Regions from separate parts of the Homo sapiens genome. Here region 1 is linked to region 2. The links are chromatin loops, found by intact Hi-C in ENCODE. Cell type or tissue: sigmoid colon. All regions are shown on one strand.

Region 1 (2,500 bases), 310 kb after region 2:
AATGTGACCATCGAAGATGAATATGTAGTTAGAAAAGAGATGACGTCCAAAGGAAAATGTTCTATGCTCTCCGATGTGTAGAGATCGGAGCAATGAGGAGGAACTCACGAGGGAAACAGAAGGAGCAGCCAATGAGGCGGGAGGAAGCCCAGGAGACCGTGGCGTTCTGGAGGGCAGGTGAAGGGAGTGTGTGAGGAGGAGGGAACAATCAACCATGTCAAATCCTGTGACAGATCAAGTACAATAAGACTTGAGAGTTGTCCAATAGAGTCAGTGAGCCTTGACCTTAACAAGAACAGTTTGAGTGGAATGGTGGGGGTGATGCTATTACTAAAATGGGTTAAAAGGAGAATAAGCAGGAGAAAAAAAATGAGTATAGACAACTTTTTTCTTCCTTTTACTTGACTGTAAAAGGAAGGAAAGAAATGGGGAGGAGGAGGGGTGGTTCCTGGAGTGGGAAGTGTGGATAAGAAGGAAACCAGGTGTTAAGGGGCCTCCAGGTATTCACAAAGAAAGAAGAACACAATTACATGAAGCTGGGAAAGTTTCTGTAGAGGAGATGTTGATAACATGAGAGATCTGTAGGACTGACATCCTTGAGTAGCTGAGATAGGATGGGCTTTAGCTGGGGGCATGGATAGGTCCTCCACATCCAAGAAGGCAGGTGCGGATTCCTGGCCTCATTAAGAGCCGCTGCCTGGATATTAGTAACCATGAATTTACTGTGAGATCAGTTGCACAGGGTGGCACTTTAGAGATCACTAGAGGAGAAGATGTCAAGGAACTCAGAGAGAAGGACTTGGGAAGCATTACCCACATGGATATTAACATCACCAAAAATTAGGACAAGAGATGTGTTGAAGAATGTAACAGTGATCCAGGAGCTAAAATATTCAGTGGATAGACTAAGCAAAGTTTTGATCATTATGCAATCAAGTAGAAAGACTCAAAGTGCCATAAACCCCCACAAATTTTGAGTCTATTCACCATCAAGATGCTTACTGATTTCTATTCACTATCCTTTGGTGCCACCTGCTGGACACAGACCAAAGCAATACCGTAAGATGGATGAAGCCTCTTAAGGAAAAATCTTTGTCCTGGTTTTAATAAATTTCATGGCAGGTGGGGAAAAATAGTTCCTAGTGAACTGTGATTAATTAGAAAACTCACCGTGAAATTTCATCAGAGGTAATCAATTTTACAAAAAAAAAGAAGCAGAGGGGATGAAAGAAAAGGAAGGAGGAATGAGATGGCAGAATTGTCTATTCTGTCATTTATCTTTTGAGAAATATACTGTCAATTTCGTTATTTTTTCACATGTACATATGTTTTTCCCCTCCCACCTTAAACATTACTTGTGTTCTGCCCACCCTACCACTGTATCTTGTATACAGGGCAAGATGAAGAGTAAATGCGGTGTATTTACCAAAGATTGGAGCAATTAAGAGTAAAGATAGTTTCACAGCAATGTGAATATACTTAACACTACTGAACCGTACACTTACAAATGGTAAAATGGTAAATTTTATGTGTTTTTAAAGCACAATAAAAGATAAAAAATAATTTTAAAAGGGCAACACGAGTGATCCTTGTGGTGATGGAAATGTTCTATCTCTTGACTGAGTCGAGGTCAATATCCTTGTGATTTTTGTTAATACAGTTTTGCAAATGTTGCCACTGGGGAAAGTGGGTAAAGGAAACATGAGATCTCTCGTTTTTATTTCTTATGACTGCAAAATCAAATTTATGGAAAGGAATACGGATATAATAAAATATCACTTGATATTAAAAATAAGCGGATCAAAGACTGGAAGCATGAATAAATAATATTGGTAGAATTGAAAAGACGATCTAAAGCTCATCAGTAAAGCTTTCTCAAATTCAGCAAAGTTGAAAACAAATTATTTGAATCCCCTGTAAATTAAGAGTTGGCAAGAGCAATATCAGGAGACTCTCAGACCCAAATCTAGCAGCTTGGGAGAAGGATGGGCTGCATACTTTTAAGTCTCTGGTAGAAAATTCCTGCGAGATTTTCTTATGAGAAATGATCATCATGAAGAAAACCATATACCAGTGATGCAAAATTCAAAATAAGAAGTTAGCAGTCTGGCGTGGTGGCTCACGCCTGTAATCCCAGGACTTTCAGAGGCCGAGGTGGGTGGATCACCTGAGGTCAGGAGTTCAACAGCAGCCTGGCCAACATGGTGAAACCCCATCTCTACTAAAAATACAAAACTTAGCTGGGCATGGTGGCAGATGCCTGTAATCCCAGCTACTCAGGAGGCTGAGGTAGGAGAATGGCTTGAACCCGGGAGGCGGAGGTTGCAGTGAGCCGAGATGGCGCCATTGCACTCCAGCCTGGGTGACAAGGGTGAAACTCCATCTCAAAAAAAAAAAAAAAAAAAAAAAGCCAGGTGCGGTGGCTCACACCTGTAATCCCAGCACTTTGGGAGGCCGAGGCATGTGGATGTCCTGAGGTCAGGAATTCAAGACCAGTCTG
Region 2 (2,500 bases):
GTTGGGTGCCCCAAGATGGAAGAAGCCTGGACCCTGAACTACCATGTGGAAGAATGGCAACCAAAAACACTGGAGCAGACCTTATGTGAACAAGAAAAAAAATCTCTTCTGTTAAGCCTTTGAGATTTGGGGACTTTTTGCTAAAGCAGTCAGACAACACTGACTAATAATGAACTTTTCTAGTCAGTCACATGACCCTCGCCTGCTTTTTCTCATTTAATCCTCACAATAACCCTTTGAGATAGGAATTATTTGTTATCCCTATTTTAAAGACAAGAAAACACGGGCTTAGAAAGTTTAACTGCCTTCCCCCAAGTGGGTAACTTGACAAGTTGGTTTGGTTAGAGTGGGTCAGTGGATTACCAAGTTAATTCTCCAGTAGATACCGAGAAAAAGATAGAAGATTCTCAAACTTAGAAGACATAGATGAATTCGTTTTTCTCGCATTTGGATTAGCAGAGCTAATGAGTAGAAAATGTGAAATTCAAATCCAAGTAGGCCCAAGTCCAAAGTTTCTGCTCTTGACAACCCTCACAAATTAATATGTTTTATTAAAATCCTGAACATATTTATGCCCACTAATAATCTGGATCTCTCATGCATCTAAATAATTAGCTTAAGTCCTAAGATCACTGCCGCTAGGCTTTTTTGCTTAGTTTAATGTGAACAAATTATTAACAAATTTGATGACTGCTCCATGCCTTAGAAAATCCTTATGGAGAAAGTGCTGAGCGGAGGACTGTGCTGGGCATGTGCATTCACTCAGAGATGGAGGAACGGCCAAGAAGGTTCACTAACCTTCCTTCTCCATCTAATTTTTCAGATTGTATAAACAATGAAAGGAAAGAGAATCAGTTTTAGATGCCTGCTTTATGCACAGGAAGGCACTATTTCCCTTTAAAGTACAAGTTCAAATAAAGACAAGAAAACGAGAGGGAGGATAGTAGAAACGCGCTCTCTGTCTCTCTCTCTCCCCCTTATGGAGGAATACAGAACTCAGACTTCCTAGATAGAATAAAACCTACCAGGCAGCCAATGACCATAAATCATCTTCCCTGAAGTTGAAAAACTTAAGATTAATTTTTTCTCTATGTGCAGGTACATATTGATTCCATGCAAATACACACACACACAGACACACACACACACACAGACACACACAGACACACACACACACAGAGATCATTTCACTGTCAGGTCTTAGCAGCACGAGAAATGCTGGAGAAAATAGGGAAAGTGTGAAGGCAGCAGAAAGCCTGCTGTACTTATGGCCCCTCAGCTATAGTTCTCCACCCTCCGGGTGCTTCTCTTCTGCTCCTGCAAACTACTCAGGGTTAGACTGGTGGGACATCAGTGGGAGACCTCCCAGGAATTCCCCGAATGATAGTCTTCCTTGGGGTGGTGCCCATCAAGGCATCAGATGCGTGGTTTACAAAAGGTTACCTCTGCAGCTCGGGCGAGAGTTTTGGAGTCACCCATGGTTAAAATTGTTAACACTCTTGTTTTCTCATCTCTCCCAGGTGAGGTGAGGTGAGGTGGCCTCAGGCCAAAAAACACTTGTTCATGTCAACTCAACACTTTCTACAATTTTATTTTGACATACAACTCTTATAAATGACGTGTAGTGTGGCTCTTACATGTAGGGTCTGCAAAAAGGACTCTGGACAGTGAATAAAGGAATGGGTCCAGGTCTACATCCTGGGGCTGGATTATTAATGTATCACTGAATATTGTTTTTTACGTTTGAGAACTAGAAATAACATACTTCCTCTATGCTCACCTGCTGTAAAAGTAAATGAATAGTTGAGCAAGCCAGGGTGGGGGCTTCTTGGCCATTTTCCATGTGAGAATCCTTCCATCAACTGGAAGAGGATGGGCTTGACAAATTCTAGACTATAAGAAGTGCTGTAAGAACTGGGCCATTCTTTTGCTCAAAGGTTATTTATGTAAAATACAACAAGGGGAGACAAGAAAAGCTGAGATGCTTTGCAAATATTTTATAATGTGTTTTGTGTCATGAGCATGTAATAAATCAATGAGAAAGGTGCTTCTGAACTGCAAGGTGTGACCACTAGTGCATCTTAAGATCAGTTCAGTGGGTGATGACCACAGCACAGCATAGACTAGAAGAAAAATGTCAGAATGCAGCGCACATGGTAAGAATACTGTTTTGTGAAACTGGGTGGTAAAGTAAAATATCCTTTTTTCTGTGGGTCAAGGCTGAAATGTTGAAATGTCCTAGTATTAGAGAATGCAAGAGACCTGTTTCCTCATTGCCAAAGTGAGAAAGGAAATTTGAAATTGGGGGTCACCATTGTCAATCAGGGCTGTCAATGAATCCTTTATCCGGCTTCTGCCAGGATAGATGGAAGGGTGAAGGTGGAGGAACTGAAGGGCACATTGTGGTCTATGGCCTGTGGTCTTATTAAAAAAAAAAATTCAACATGGATAGAACTGGAGATTGTTATGTTACGTGAAATAAGCCAGGCACAGAAAGGCA

What was found. Hi-C counts contacts between places; a loop is a spot of excess contacts. Peaks named below come from ENCODE experiments on the same cell type or tissue, not always from the same donor. Only the 100,000 strongest peaks of a DNase experiment are listed, where the experiment ranks them.
Region 1: it touches region 2 in a loop (4-fold over the local background); 5 of 110 quality-filtered maps call a loop at or near these places.

What each region holds. Positions count from the first base shown.
Region 1 is chr6:17,154,827-17,157,326 of GRCh38, reverse strand. No RefSeq gene overlaps it. Among named protein-coding and RNA genes, the nearest start is that of STMND1, 54 kb to the right of the region's middle. In sigmoid colon, a CTCF peak has its summit at 1,033 (motif pointing left); a DNase peak (open chromatin) is centred at 1,026.
Region 2 is chr6:17,468,069-17,470,568 of GRCh38, reverse strand. All of the region lies in intron 4 of CAP2 (cyclase associated actin cytoskeleton regulatory protein 2), which reads right to left. Among named protein-coding and RNA genes, the nearest start is that of CAP2, 76 kb to the right of the region's middle. In sigmoid colon, a CTCF peak has its summit at 982; no DNase peak of the experiment used is centred here; H3K27ac peaks cover 82 bases.